2 separate regions of the Mus musculus genome follow, and region 1 is linked to region 2. Evidence: chromatin loops called from intact Hi-C (ENCODE). Cell type or tissue: gastrocnemius. All regions are shown on one strand.

Evidence for each region. Hi-C counts contacts between places; a loop is a spot of excess contacts. Peaks named below come from ENCODE experiments on the same cell type or tissue, not always from the same donor. Only the 100,000 strongest peaks of a DNase experiment are listed, where the experiment ranks them.
Region 1: it touches region 2 in a loop (6-fold over the local background); 9 of 42 quality-filtered maps call a loop at or near these places.

Annotation. Positions count from the first base shown.
Region 1 is chr17:26,967,611-26,975,610 of GRCm38, forward strand. Syngap1 (synaptic Ras GTPase activating protein 1 homolog (rat)) reads left to right here. Exons shown (of 19, transcript NM_001281491.2): 19 at 2,889-4,824. The coding sequence ends at 3,035. It overlaps Zbtb9 (zinc finger and BTB domain containing 9), which reads left to right and starts at 5,569. Exons shown (of 2, transcript NM_001005916.2): 1 at 5,569-5,704; 2 at 5,946-8,000. The coding sequence starts at 6,013. The coding sequence ends at 7,392. In gastrocnemius, no CTCF peak of the experiment used is centred here; DNase peaks (open chromatin) are centred at 3,813, 5,030 and 5,517; H3K4me3 peaks cover 2,336 bases; H3K27ac peaks cover 1,585 bases.
Region 2 is chr17:26,912,182-26,920,181 of GRCm38, forward strand. It overlaps Kifc5b (kinesin family member C5B), which reads left to right and starts at 4,910. Exons shown (of 11, transcript NM_053173.2): 1 at 4,910-5,104. The coding sequence starts at 5,087. In gastrocnemius, no CTCF peak of the experiment used is centred here; a DNase peak (open chromatin) is centred at 4,760; H3K4me3 peaks cover 1,347 bases; H3K27ac peaks cover 846 bases.

The DNA of each region.
Region 1 (8,000 bases), 55 kb after region 2:
TAACCACCAGGCATCCCTGCCACCACCACCAAGCTTCCTGACCCCATGACCCCACTCTCTCCCCCTGCAGCTCCTCATCAGGTAATTCTCCTGGTTCCGCTTTGACCACGGGCGGAGGACACTGGGGGAGGTGACTCCGGACCACTGCAGGTTGGTGGTGAAGCCCACCCCCTCCAACTCTCTGGAGCCTCTCCCCTCTCACTGCTGTGCACCACACCCAGAGACCCTCCACAGACCCCTCCCTCCCGACACCTCCTGCACAGACCCCTTCCCAAGGTACAACCAGAGCTCACCTGCTGACACCCCACACCTACCCTTTGATGCCTAGTAGTACCAAATTGGACCCTTAGAAAGACCAAGCAGAGTTACAGGCTTCCCAGTTCTCTCCAGACTGGCCCACCAGCCACCTCCTGGCACCACCCTCCTTTCCTCTACCTATCCAGTGTCTGTCTGTCACCCCCCATTTCACCAGAGCGTCCTTGGGAGCTGGGATGTTGGAGTGGGTGGGACAGGGTGGAGGGATACTGCGCTGGGGCCAGGCTAGAGAGCTGTGCTGACTCCAGCAGGTAGGTCAGGTTCCTGCTTCCTCTCCTGATCCCTCACCCCCTCCTGCTGTGGCCTTCTTTGCTCCTTCTCCTTTGCACCTGTGAGGCAGAAGGAATCTGAGGCCTCCTTAGTTCTGCTGGGCGGAAGCCCTGGAAGAGCTGCTGTTGAGATGTCCTGGCAGTGACAGAGCAGGCAGCACAGGCGAGCACAGGTCCTGGGCAGATTTGAGGCCGGACTGTGAGTCACAAGTGAGGGAAAACTGCTCCCTAGAATGTATTCAGGGGCTCAGTCGCCAGATTTAGTACCAGGCAGGGACACCAGGAACAGCATGTTAAATAGCCTCTTCTGGCAGAGCCCAAGTTGCTGTTGGTAATGCCACTCATCTCTCCCACTGCCGCCCAGGAGCCTTTCAGGACACATATCCTACCTAAAAGCCAGTGAATAGGGAGCTGTCGGGTCCACCTGTCCCGAGGCACGTTTCTGTGGGAAGGATCTGTGGTGGGCAGTGGCTCCACAGTGTAATTTTTACTCTCTGCCTGCCCGGCCTCTGTCACAGTTGTCAGTGATCTGTAAATAAATGCTGAGAGACACCAAGGAGCCTCACCATTTAAAGAGGACTCCTGCAGTGAATTCTTTTGTAAAATGAATAATGGTACCCTAATTTATCCAGTTTCTAAATTTGGGTTCATGAGGGCGTAGGGGGCATGCCCATGTGTCGTTATGAGCAGACATGCAGAGTGGAGACGATCTGGGGTTCCTTCCCTGCTCTCCTGCTGTGTGTGCTCAGGGTCTTCCACGACTGACTGCCTGGGACATACCCTGAGCCCAGAGGGTAGCTTGTCTAAGGTTATATTTGGGGTGGCCTTGTAACAACAGGTGAGTCTTTGATTCTGATACGGAGGTGGGGGAAGCTGATCTCGGGAGGCTGCATTTTTTTTGTGTGTCCTTTGGAGATAGGGTCAGATATAACTACATGCTGCCCTACCTAAATGTCTTGTAGCTTAGACAGTAATTTGGTTATTTGTTCCAAACTATTTGTAGGCTTTGATCTCACTGCAGCCCAGCTGCTACTTAAACCTAATAGAATTCATTTTAAGTTGGATTTTAAAGGCCAAGTACGTGTCCAACATTGTGGGGCCACACGGCCCCCTCTTCCAGCACAGACACAGAAGGCTGCGTTGAGAGGAGGAGCCATGAAGTGGGTAAAAGAGCCATAGAAGCTTCTGAAAATAGGCCCAAGAGTGGCCTCTAGGGTCTGCTACTCAAGCTGGAAACCTGGGGAGGGGAACCAAGGCAGAAGAAGGATGGAGGGTTGGGAGGAAGGGACAGCCAGTCTGGGAATTCACTCTGGGCACAGTGAATGGCTTTAAACCAGTGGTTCTCAACCTGTGGGTCATGCGCCCTTTGGGGTCTAACAAGCCCTTTACAGGAGTTCCCACATCCGATATGTACATTATGATTCATAATGGTAGCAAAAGTACAGTACTGAAGCAGCGACAAAATAATTGGATGGTTGGGGTGACCACATGAGGAACTCTATTAAAGGGCTGCAGCATTAGGAAGGCAAGGGCCACTGCTCTAATATTGGGAGTCTTCCTACAAGATGTCGCTCCACATCACCTCCCAAATCCCTTCCTGTTTCCACTACAGTCAAACCTAGTTTGGGATGTTATATTTGAAAGGTCCACTCTGATAGCTGACAAAACTGAATGACAACGTCTATTTAGGGAAATGCCTGTCTTTCAAACACAGTAAGTAGAACTCTGTGCACAAGGCTTCCTGCCACACAGGCCCTCAGGGAGCACACATACAGAATGAAGTCTGTTTGCTGGCATAGGTTAAGTCCCCTCCTACAGACATGTTTTCCACCAATTTGTTTAGTACAGTCTTTTTTTTTCACAGATAAAGGAAAACTCAAGTCCTGGTTTTGTTCAAATTATTAACAAACTTCCAGATCTGTAGGGGTTTGCACTAATGAGGTTTTACTGTACTGCCTCCTCTGTTTCCTCAGTGCGTTCTGGGAAGTTCCTGCCTGGGGTGGAGGGTGCTGGGAGGGGGCTCCATGGAAGTGGGGCTGAGGGGGGGGTAACAGTTCCTGAAGTGGGCATTATATTGGAGGGAAGGTGAGAGCTAGCAGGTTTTGAGCTGGTTTTCTGGTGTAAGTCTGGTTCAAAGGCTCCTGGTAGGAGTTGGGGTGAGGTTTCCTGGAGGTGAGAAACAAACAGGAGAAGGGTGGACATGGCTGTGGCTGGGCTGGGTTTGGGTGAGCACAGCTTGGGGCCACATCCTGGCCCCGCGAAGCGTCTCAATAAGTCCGCGCTCTCCTCTTTGGTGTCTTGCAGGAGAGGCAGCTTCCCCCCTTGGGTCCAACAAACCCGCGTGTGACGCTGGCCCCACCTTGGAACGGCCTGGCCCCCCCAGCCCCACCCCCCCCACCCCGGCTGCAGATCACAGAGAACGGCGAGTTCCGGAACACCGCAGACCACTAGCCCACCCAGCATCACAGACCTCCTTCCCTGTGCACCCTACCCCAGCCCACCCAGCGTCACAGACCTCCTTCCTTGTGCACCCCACCCTGGAACATCACCAACCACCAGGACTGGACGTCGCCAAGGGACAGCGGGATTGTCTCCCTTAATGCCTCCTTGGGGCACCCATCTGCCGACCCCACTACTCCATTCTAGGAGGGAGAGTGGGACCCTCAGCTGCCCTCTTTCACCCCAGTACACCACCTACCCCACACAGACCCCTTCACTCTGGGGTGCTATCCCTGTCCTCTGCCTCATAGTTCCCCTGAGCACTGGGGGGACAGACCCTCACCCCCACACTGGGGGTGTGGCACCTCCAAACTTTCAACTTCAGGGTGATTTTTTAGCAGTAACCAGAGCTGACAATCTATAACTCCCCTCTACCACCCCATTTTGGCCTCCCCTGCCCCCCCTTGTTATGGGGAGGGGACCCCGGGTGAGGGGGCCCTATTACCCCTTGATTTCTCAGGAGCGTCTGGGGGGGCTCAGCACGCACAAACTCCTTCTCCTCTTTCCACTCTTACATTAACTCTCCCCACCCAGAACCCAGATGGGGTGGAGGGGGCCACCGGGGCAGGGAGGGGGCGGCAAGGGGGGAATGGGAGTTGCCTCCCCTTCTTCCCACACCTGATCTGCTCTTGGCTGGTCCCAGAGCGGGGTGAGGGGGCTTATGCCCCCCCCTCCCCCAGTGTGTTGGGTGGGGTGGAATTGAGGTTTGGATGAGGGGGTTAGGGTATAGGAGGCCATGTGTGTTGGGTTGTGGAGGGACAGACTAGCTGATCTGCCCTACCCTGACATGCAGCCAGCCCTCTACCCCTTCCCTCTCTTGTCTCTACTCCCATGGGGAGGGGGGAACTTACTCTAGGAAAAGCCATGTCTCTCTCCCCCAGGATGGGGGGACCTGTGTTGGAGGATGGGTGTTTGGGGGCCCCCTTACATGACTCTGTCCCCTGGGGGAGGTAGGACAGGGCTGGGCTTCCCTCTCACCCTCACCCTCACCCAGTCTCCCTCCCTCCCGCCAGCTCCATGCTTTTTCGGTGTTTTTCTGTACATAGCTCTCTGGCGGTATAGGGGAGGTAGGATGGATGGGGTTTGGGGTGGGTAGGCCATGGAAGGGGAGAAACCCCTCCCGGGTACCCCCTCTTCTCTGACTGCTGCCCCCTACCCAGCCTTGTCTCTTCACTCCTTGCGTTTGGTATTGAGAATTCTTCCCAGACTCCAGACTCGATCTTTCTTTTGTATGGACAGCTCTCCTTCGGTCTAACCCTCTACATACACCCACCCAGCCGGGGCCAAATTTATACTTATATAAAAGTTGTAAATATGTGAAATTTTATCCCATGCCCTTTCCTCTGCTTTCCCCATCAGGCCTTACCCTTGAACCTCCTCCCTCCTCTTTGGCTGTTGTAATTATCTGGGGTTTGTACTGTACATAATTGGGGAGGGGGGCTGGGAGGCGACCCCTCTGTACAGAGCTTCCTGGCTCCCTAGCCCCACCCCTCACTTCCCTCCCCACCCACCACCTTAAGAGTAGGGAGAAGATCTTCTTACTCTTTTTTTTTTTTTTTTTTTTTGCTGTTTGTTTACTCGTTCTCCTTCCTGCCCCTGCTCCCAGACTCTTGGTCCCCCACCACTGCCCCCCCTTTTCTCCCACTCCCAGGCCCATTTCCTTTTTTTTTTTTTCTTTTCTTTTCTGGAGTGTGTGGTGAAACAGAAAAATCATGTTTAATAAACGGAGATTGTTCTTTTATCACTGGGCTGACTTTTATTTATTTTTGGATTTTCAAGACAGAGAGTCTCCTTGTGTGGCTCTGGCTGGCCTGGAACTCTGTAGACCAGGGTGGCCTTGATTGAACTCAAGAGATCTGCCTGCCCCTGCCTCCAAAGTGCTGGGACTAAGTGCTGCCTCCCCCGGCGTTGGGCCGACTTTTTAGCCCGGGGTCTCCAGAACGACCTGAAGGGTGACAGGGACTACTTTTGGAAAGAACAGTCCTCTTACATTACACACTATACCACCCAGTCAGGAGAACAATATATACCGCAGGGTCTTCCTGGTGAAACTCACACTCCCGCTCTCTCTCCGCCGCAGCACTGGACTCGCTTTAGCGCCCCAAAGACTCCAAGTGCAGGGTCTGTGCAAGACCCTCTTGACTTAGGGCTTAATTGTGAGGACGCTCCTCTGCGAAATGGAGGAAAGGACCCAGGTCCTCAGCAAGCGTGCGCTCCAGACTTCAGACCCGGTTGTCCCGCGTGCACGCGGAGGGCAGCAGCACCTACCTCGCGCGGCGGGACGAGGGAAGCAAGCCTTACTGCGGAGCCCGTGGCTCCCCTCACTGCTACTCCAGAACTGAGGGAACCGCCTTCCACTTCCGCCGCCCTCCCCAAGCCCCGGCCCTCCGTCCGCACAGCCAATGAGGAGACGGCTTGTAGGCTGCCGCTCTCCCATTGGCTGCAGAACTGGTCCCGCCCTCCGTGCCTGGCCGCATTGGCGTCCGGCGGAACTGCGGTAGCTTCCGGCCGGCCAGGCGCACTGGCGGTTGAGGTGCTCCGACGCGGTCGCGCGTGCGGTGGGGGCGTGTCGGTGGGACGTCGCGGGGCCGGAGCTCACTGAGCCGGCCGGAGCGAGCACGGTGAGGAGGGGCGAGCGGTGGCGGAGGGCGACCGGAGCCGGCGAGGTGGGGCGCCATCCCTTCCCTCCTTAGCTTCCGCTGGGCCTGGAGGTGTAAACCCTGGTGTTTTGTTGGGTTTCCTGGTGGGCGGAACTAATATACAGAAGCTTGTCACCGAAGAGTTTTCAAGGGTCGGTGGCGAGCGGCTTGAGACAGGTCTCATACCCCGAACTTGTGTGACCCCAGTCTCTTTCCTCCGCAGCCTTCACCCCGTATAGAACCCTGCACTGCCCGACTCCCCGGGATTTATTTCTCTTCCCGAGGTAGCCATGGATGCTTCGACTCCTTTGCCTCCCGCATCCTCATCTCCGAGATGCAACCCAGCCCCACAGACAATCCACATTGAGTTCCCTCATCATAGCTCTTCGCTGCTGGAATCCCTGAACCGCCACAGGCTGGAGGGAAAGTTCTGTGATGTGTCCCTCCTGGTTCAGGGCAGGGAACTTAGGGCTCACAAAGCAGTGTTGGCTGCTGCCTCTCCTTACTTCCATGACAAGCTGCTTTTGGGGGATGCGCCCCGACTGACTTTACCGAATGTCATCGAGGCCGATGCGTTCGAGGGACTGCTTCAGCTCATTTATTCAGGAAGCCTCCACCTGCCGCTGGATGCCCTCCCTGCCCATCTCCTTGTAGCCAGCGGCCTTCAGATGTGGCAAGTGGTAGATCGGTGCTCAGAGATTCTTCGAGAACTAGAAACGTCTGGTGGGATTTCAGCCGGTGGAAGAGCCTCCAGCCTCACACTTATTTCCACAACATCTTCAGGAGGCTGGTGCATTCGCTCTTCCCCTTTCCAGAACCCAGTACGCTCCTCTGCTTCTACAGAGAATTCTGTTCTCCCTGAGAGCCCCGCTGGAGGGGAGGGGAGTGAACTAGAAGGAATGTTACAGATTCAGGTGAAAGTAGAGGAGGAAGAGGAGCAGGGGTCAGCAGCTCCACTCTTTCAGACTCCTCAGCCGGAGAGAGTGTCGGGAGGGGTTTCCCAAGCTTGTGGATCCCACCCATTGCCTACACCTGCTCTTCCCAGCAAGCCTTCAGAGGATGAGAGCTCAACAGTAGATCCTCCTGCCCCTCCTGTACAAGCTTCCCAAATCTTATATGTGAATCAGGAAAACGTTGAGTGTAAGGAGGAGATAGCAAGAGGCACAAAGGAAAAGACCAAAGTACTATCTGGAGAGGACTCTGAGGAGAAGGAGGAGCTGAGATACTTGCTGTCCTCAGGAGGAGGGGAATCGTCTGGGGCAGGAGATCCATCGTGGAAACCAGTGGATCTTCATGGGAATGAAATCCTGTCAGGGGATGGAGGACCTGGAGGAACAGGGCAGGCTATGCATGGGCCTGTGAAGCTAGGAGGGACACCCCCTGCAGATGGGAAGTGCTTTGCTTGCTTGTGTGGAAAACGGTTTGCAGTAAAGCCGAAACGAGACCGACACATCATGTTGACGTTCAGCCTTCGCCCTTTTGGATGTGGCATCTGTAATAAACGTTTCAAGTTGAAGCATCATCTAACAGAGCACATGAAGACCCATGCGAGAGCTCTGCATGCGTGTCCCCATTGTGGCCGTCGATTCCGTGTCCAGGCCTTCTTCCTTCGCCACCGGGACTTATGCAAGGGCCAGGGCTGGCCCACTTACCACTGGACTTACAAATGACTACTGGTGCTCTCTAGTGATTTCTAGGACAAGATAGCCCCTGCTGCTGCTGGACTCTTACCTTCACCACCTCAGTCCTGGATTGTATAATCATTCCAAGAGATTATATATATTGTCATGAACCCCTTACTCTTGGGTATGGGTCTCACCCTGGTAGTCCAGGTTTAGACAGACTTTAGAAAATCATGCTTCTGGTCACTTAACCTAAATGGCCCTTTTTGTATTGATAGCCAGTGAAGGAACTGCTGAGCTCAGATTAATGAGAGAGGAGTTGGGGCATAGTCACCCAGTAACTCTTAACTTCATCTTCATGGGGGGGAGAGGGAGCTGGTCTCCAACTAGGAATGCATTTGATTCAGAGCTCAAGTAATTGCCAGACTAAGGTCTGAGCGGCTTCTCCCTCCCTGTTAGCAGTATTCTGTTTCTGTACTTTCTGTCATTTTCCAGATGCTTTTTAGGTTCTCACCAGTATACACCTTTCCCAAATATCCTTTTAAAAATACTTGAGTGGGGCTGGAGAGATGGCTCAGTTATTAAAAGCACTCTGCTCTTCTAGAAGTCCTGAGTTCAATTCCCAGCAACCACATGGTGGCTCACAACCATCTAAA
Region 2 (8,000 bases):
CCCTACTTGGTGCTACTGACAATGCCCACCGCGGTCAAAGTGGAAGGAATCCCCACTTGGGTCCACGCATCCCACGTCAAGAGAGAACCCCCTGGAGTCAGCCATGATGAGTGGACTTTGGAGAAGACTACTAATCCTTTTAAGTTGTGCCTGCTTTGTAGGAGCCATCCCAAAGGACTTCAACCCCCACAGTCCTGTTCAACAAACGTGGGAGGTACTCAATGAGGGGGGTAGGGCTGTATGGACAATCGCCGAGGTACACCCTCTGTGGACTTGGTGGCCTGATCTTTTCCCTGACATCTGTAAGTTGGCTATAGGAGCCCCTCCTGGATGGGACTTGGAGGGGTACCCTGACATTCAGAGGGTACCTTTAACACCCCCTCCGTATGTAGAAAAACATTCGAGAGACCCATGGGGTGGTTGCTCTAACCAAAGAAGTATGCTTCGAACTCATCCCTTCTATGTCTGCCCCGGGCCCCACCGAAGTCAGTCCCTCAATTCAACATGTGGAGGTAAGGCTGACTTCTTTTGCAAGAGCTGGGGTTGCGAGACACTTCAGGTACAGCCCGCTGAAAGCCCTCCTCGAGCTGGGACTATATTAGAGTAACAGCCAACTATTCCCTAGCGTCTTATGTACCTGGAGGATTTGACCTAGACGAGTGTACTGACTGGTGCCATCCGCTCCGTGTCACCTTCACTGAACCAGGGAAAAGAGCTCTGGGATGGACAAAAGGGTATACCTGGGGTCTTAGGATTTACAAGAAAAGATATGATGAGGGATTATTGTTCACTATCAGATTAAAAATAGAGACCCCCTACAATCCTTTAGGCCCCCAACCAAGTCCACACCCCTCACCCATATTATTACTCAGCCTACTCCAGTGATTGCGGACCCCCTTAATATGGCCGCTATCACCCAACCTCCCACTCCTCATGTATCTCTAACTATTACCCCCGCGATTCCTTCAACAATGTTTAACCTAGTGAGAGGAGCCTTTTATGCCCTTAATAGAACTGATCCAAGCGCTACTGAGGACTGCTGGCTATGCCTGTCCTCTGGTCCGCCTTATTATGAAGGAATCGCCTTCAATGGAGATTTCAACAGAACCAGCAGCCATACTTCCTGCTCTTGGGGAACAGGACAAAAACTGACCATGACTGAAGTATCCGCGAGGAATCCAGGTCTCTGCATAGGCATCCCACCTTCCACTCACAAACACCTATGCGGACAAATTCAGTCCGTGTCCAGAACGGAAGCTAATTACTATCTTGTATCTTCCCCATACCTTCAAAACCAGTACCAGGGTGACACTTACACATTACCAAGCACAGCTGTAGCACAAGGTTCAAGTTGGCTATCTCTGGAACATAGCTTCTTTATGCTCTCAGGAAACACTTCCCAGAAGATTTCACCTCAGTGATGCTGGTTTTTTCTTAATCATCACTAATTTCTTAGCTCCAGTCAACCAGCATCAATTATCCCAGTAGTTCCTTCTATTCTGGACTCTAAAGCCAGAGCCATGTGTCCAAAGCTGCCAAATTCTGCTGCTTGCTGGGGCTGAAACATGGCCCCTTGTTCTATCACATTATCACCAGCTTTCAGGGTTTTTTTTTTTTTTTCGGTTTTTTGTTTTGTTTTGGTTTTGGTTTTTCGAGACAGGGTTTCTCTATATAGCCCTGGCTGTCCTGGAACTCACTCTGTAGACCAGGCTGGCCTCGAACTCAGAAATCCGCCTGCTTCTGCCTCCTGAGTGCTGGGCTTAAAGGCGTGTGACACCACCGCCCTGCTGAGTCTCTTATCCTTAGCCTCAGGCAGACTCTTCAGAAAAGGGCAAGAAGTAGTCACATTCTACACCAAATACCACAAGAATACTCTCTAGGCCACATATTGATATTCTCCCCTGAAACCTCTTGGGCCAGGTCTGCACAATTCAAATTACTCTCAAAAACAAAATCTTCTATATTCCAACTAGAATAGCCCATTAAGTCTCATTTAAAGCATTCCAGGCCAGGCGTGGTGGCATATGCCTTTAAGCCCAGCACTCAGGAGGCAGAGGCAGGCGGATTTCTGAGTTCGAGGCCAGCCTGGTCTACAGAGTAAGTTCTAGGACAGCCAGAGCTATACAGAGAAACCCTGCCTTGAAAAACAAAACAAAACAAAACAAAGAAAGGAAGGAAGGAAGGAAGGAAGGAAGGAAGGAAGAAGGAAAAAGGAAAAAAAAAGCATTCCACTGCTTTCCAAACCCAAAGTCCCCAAATCCACATTCTTCCAAACAAAACCATGGTCAGGCCCATCACAGCAACACCCCAGTCCCTGGTACCAACGTCTGTCTTAGTTAAGGGTTTTACTGCTGTGAACAGATACCATGACCAAGGCAAGTCTTATTTTTTTTTTTTTTTTAAGATTTATTTATTTATTTATTATATGTAAGTACATTGTAGCTGTCTTCAGACACTCCAGAAGAGGGAGTCAGATCTCGTTACGGATGGTTGTGAGCCACCATGTGGTTGCTGGGATTTGAACTTCAGACCTTCGGAAGAGCAGTCGGGTGCTCTTACCCACTGAGCCATCTCACCAGCCCCCAAGGCAAGTCTTATAAAGAACAACATTTAATTGGGGCTGGCTTACAGGTTCCTAGGTTTAGTCCATTATCATCCAGGCAGGCATGGTGCAGGAGGAGCTGAGAGTTCAACAACTTCATCTAAAGGCTGCTAGCAGCATACTGGCTTCTAGGCAGCTAGGAGTAGGGTCTTAAAGCCCACACCCACAGTGACACGCCTACTCCAAAAAGGGAACACCTCCAAATAGTGCCACTCCCTGGGCCAAGCATATACAAACCCTGACTATTGGCAAGGTTAAGCCTAAAGCAAATAACTAAAACAAGTATTTGTTTAAAATCAGGTCTACCTAATAGAAGGATTACATATTGCCTCTCAAACCCCTCAGAGCTCTGCTGACTATTGCATTTACGGTTCCCCTGACCACAAATACCAGCTCCTGATAGCAGCAGGAGGCTGTCTCCAAAGAAGATTTGCAGCAACTCACTCCCCTGGAGCTCGCTTCAAGTGTGGTACTACTGACCACTGGGCAAAGAACTGCCTGCTGGCAGGGCCTGCCCAAGTTGTTGGGTTGACTGTTTCACCAAGGTGAGTCCGTTCTCCCAAGTTCTTTCTCTGCAGAAAAATCTCTCAGACCTTCTGGGTGTGGCTGCTGCAGTCTCCAGCTGCTCTGCCTGACAGCTGAAGACTGACCTAGCCCCCAAAGAAGCCACTGAGATCACATACTGTGAGGATCCTGGGCTGGCTGGGGGTAAACCTCTGTTATTCTAATTGATACATAAGGAAGATATTTGTTTTCCCTTTGCTGTCCAGATGTGTCCTTCTCAGAGCTGATAGCCTTGGAGCTCTGGCTGCATCAGAGTCCTTCCTGAGCCAGCTCCTATCCCAAGGCTGCAGGGGCCAGGTCAGTCCATCCCATGTGTAAAATCTCACAGGTTGGTTTACCTTGCTGTCAAGCTTCATGCCAAGAAAGATAAACTCCCAAAACAGGTTTCAGTAGAAGACAAACTCATATTCTATCACACAATAAAACTTTTGCTTTTTTTCTAGAAAGTCACTAGGGAAATACTGTCTAGTTTAAAATTATAACCAGTTTGTAAAATTATAACCAGAAATTTTTTAGTGTTCCCTCATTAACATTTGTAGACTTGGAAACATCTCAAGTAAGAGGGCTGTAGATTTACAACTTGGTGTCAAGAAACATACTGTTTATTTACCCAGTTATGTATGTATGTGTGTATGTATGTATGTATGTATGTATGTATGTATGTATGTATGCAGGTATGCATGTGTGTATTTCTTTATTTAAGACAGGGATTCTCTACAAAGCCCTGGCTGCCCTGGAATTTACTTTGTAGACCCGGTTGGCCTTGAACTCAAGAGATCTGTCTGCCTCTGCATTCTGAGTACTGGGAACTGGGATTAAAGGTGTGTGCCACCAAGCCTGGCTTATAGTTTTGTTTTGATTTTTTAATCTAAAAGATTGTTTATTGACCTGGGCATGGTGGCACAGGGTAGCCCTGGCATCTCTAAGTTCAAGGCCAGCCTGTTCTACAAATAGAATTCCAAGACAATCAGGGCTACACAGAGAAACCCAATCTCGAAAAAACAAAATAAATATATAATTTATGTTATTTATATATATTATATATGCTTATATATAATAGGTATTATTGAGTATATATTATGTATATGTGTAAAGATATGTTTATGTATATAATACATATTGTTTATGTATAATATATATTATTGGAGGCAGGAGGGGCACAGAAAACTTTGTGGCGAATTAGTTCTCACCTTCCACATTATATGAGTTTCAGGGATAACCAGTTTGCTATCCTCCCGGACCTGCTCTAGACTTATGACTTTATTACATCTCCAGATATGGGCTCCAATTTTTCTTTTACTTTTTTTCTTTTTTGAGGACAGGTCAGCGCCATCAACCAGCTCCCACTTTTCGGACCTGAGAAAGCGGACCAAGAGCAACCTCGGTTTAACAGTCTCCAGTCTACAGGTTTGTCGAGGAGGTGTGCAGGTTCAGCAGCAGCCGCTAGGTGGCGCTCGCTCCGCCCCGACACCGCTCAGGCACCTTTGCACATGCGTATTGCCTCCCCCACGCCACTCCTCCACACACGCGCACTTCTGACGCAACCAGAGGCCTAGCTCCGCGCTCCGGAGGGGGAGAGGGAGAAATAAGGAAGAGCGGATCCGGAAGTAGGATCCAAGGGGTCTAGTTCTCTTGCTCCGGCGGACTAGAAGAGTCGCGACTCAGGGGGCGTGGCCCCGGAGGCGGAGGGCGCCGTGATTGGCTCGCGACCGCAGCGCCGGCGCGGATTGGCCTCTGCGGATTGAAGTGCGTTGACTGCGCGGAGGTTGAAATTCAAAAGTGACTGGTGTGGCGGATTGGCTTGGCCGATTGGCCTGGCGAATTGGCCTGGCTCCGACGTTTTGCGGCGCGAGCCCTTGAGAGGACGCGGGTCTCGTCACCCTGCCTGCTGCCTTTGCATCCCTTCCTGTGCGGACCACCATGGACGTGCAGGCGCAGGTGAGTGCGGCGGTGACGGCCTGGCGCCAATAGCGGAGGACGCAGGCCGGCCGCCCGGAGACCCGAGTCCCGGGGACAGGTCGGGGCAAGCCGTCCTGCAGGGGAGGGTCGCACCGCCTCGCGCCCAGGACACCAGCGGCCGAGTCAGTGAGGGCACACACACACACACACACACACACACACACACACACACACACACGGCGAGGTCCCAGGACAGTCGCTGCGACGTTGGTCCGCCATTCCAGTCGTGCAGGCGCTACCATCCCGTGTCCCTTATCCCCCTCCAGCATTTCCCATTTCGAATTCTCAAGCGGATTCGACATGTTTGTGCTTCTCAGTTCTTGCAGATCGCCTTGTGGGAGAAGCGAGGGTTCTGAGAGAAGCCTTGTCGCTTGTCCGCAAAGTACATTTCTTGCTGATATCCTGTTGTGTTGCTGCTGGATCGAGATAGAGGAAGGGGAGAGGAGAAATGGGGGCATCGGCCCAGAGGATCCTTATTCCCTCGCCTGCCTCTTCCTTTTGCTCATTTGGACTGCTGACTAGTTTATGGGGGTGCCCTTCTCCACCACAAGCATCTGAGGCGTATGTGTGTGGTAATTAATGGACTGATCTCTCTGGTGTCAGGAAAGACCGGCCTGCATTCTTTGTTTACCAGCATTTCAGTCTAGACTGACTCACAGTCGGTGTTCAGCTTGAAGAGACTTTCTGGTATACTCACAGCCAAAAGGGAGAGCACTGCACTGTGACAGGTGACAGTTAAAAAGTAAAATAGTTTTTCTCAGATTTGTTCCTGCAGTATTTGCCAAGCATCTTCTGGCCCTGCACAGCTGTACTTATGTAGGAGACAGGAGTCCTAGCTACCAGTGAGCTGACAGTCCCTGGGGAGACAGACATAATACAATTTGTATCTCTATTGGGAGGGAGTGAAGGACTGTAAAGGTTCAAGCAGATGGAAGGGGAAGAAGAAAGCTAGGAGGAGCAACATTAAGGTACGAGTTAAAACTGGAAGGAAGAGGTCTGTGGTGCAGTGCTAGGGAGCATCCAAGAAACACACCTGGGTCTATAATCCCCTGAACCAAAAGCAACAAACCATCCTGAGGTCCGTTGTGCACCTGAGGTCACCTGTGAGGAGGCTCAGACCAGAGCTTGGAGATTCAGGCCATTGATACATTGTCTCCAAAAAAAAAAAAAAAAAAAAAAAAAAAAAAAAAAGAGGAAAACAAACCCAAAAGAAGCAATATATATTTGATCTAGTAACCTGAAGCTGGTAGCATGCCCAAGTATAGCAGGGTTTGCTTGCTGATTTTTTGTTGTTGTTTTGTTTGGTTTTGTTGGGGTTTTTTTGGGTGGTAGTGGTAGTTGTTTTCCCTGTGTAGCCCTGGCTGTCCTGGAATTTACTCTGTAGACCAGGCTGGCCTCAAACTCAGAAAACCTCCTGCCTCTGCCTCCCGAGTGCTGGGATTAAAGGCGTGCACCACTACGCCCGGCTAGTAGTGCTTTTCAATTAGTAATAAAGTTGGGTTTTTGTTTTTTGAAATAGGGTCTTACCATGTTACTTTGGCGAGTCTAGAACTGGCTAGAACTGGTCTACCCACTGCTGCTTCCAGAGGGTTGGGGTCACTGCTCCTGACTTTGTTGTTGTTTACTTTTTAGGAAAATGTATGAGAACCAATTTAGTGAACATCTTTCTTTTTTATATACATCACTGTCAAGGTGTGACTTTTGACATTATGGTGTAACATTGTTCTCTACAAACTCTGCCTTCCACATAGCTTAGCCTGGGATGCATATGGCTGTGGCAGCTAAGGAATTGGTTACTGTAATTGGTTACTGTACTGGCTAGTTTGTGTCAACTTGACACAGGCTGGAGTTATCACAGAGAAAGGAGCTTCAGTTGGGGAAATGCCTCCAGGAGATCCAGCTGTAAGGCATTTTTTTAACTAGTGATCAAGGGGGGAGGTCACCTTGTGGGTGGTGCCATCTCTGGACTGGTAGTCTTGCTCTCTTCTATAAGAGAGCAGGCTGAGCAAGCCAGGGGAAGCAAGCCAGTAAGGAACATCCCTCCATGGCCTCTGTATCAGCTCCTGCTTCCTGACCTGCTTGAGTTCCAGTCCTGACTTCCTTGGTGATGAACAGCAGTATGGAAGTGTAAGCTGAATAAACCCTTTCCTCCCCAACTTGCTTCTTGGTCATGATGTTTGTGCAGGAATAGAAACCCTGACTAAGACAGGTACTTTTTAAGTTATAGAGATGCTGCAACCCCCTTGTCCTGTCCTGTCCCTAACACCACCCCATCCATGTAGCCCAGACTGACCTGGAATTTTATGTAGCTGTGGATGGATGGCCAGGACAGCTTCTTTTAATGCTTCTAGCCAGAGAGTCAGTGAGTTGAGTGCAAAGTTTAAAGTGCACACGAGCTGAGGGAGACTGGAAACAGTGGTGGGCACATGCTCGGGTTCACTGCCAGACAGTTCAAGTAGTGCTGCAGCTATCAGCTTGGAGAGCTTAGGATTTGCAACCAAAGCTGTCTGTTTATTTACTCTGGGGTGTGTGTGGCTGCCAGTGAATGCCCTTATCTCCTGAGCTCCCTAACCAGCCTTTCTGTTTTTGTGCTGGGATTGAATGGTTCTCGCCACATGTTCTACTCACAGGCCATCTCCAAGTCTCTTTTGTTCATTTGTCCAATTGTAGTTAAACAGCCTTGCTAAGTTGCCTAGGCCAGCCTCAAGCTTGGAATCTTTCTGCCTCACCCTCTCCAATAGCTGGGATTATAGGCATCTGCCATCATGCTTAACCAAGATCATTATCCCGAAGCTGGACCAAAAGCAGTTAGTTCATTAGGCTTTGTAATATGTCCAGGGGACCAGGTGTGGAGGCATATGTTTATAGTCCCAGC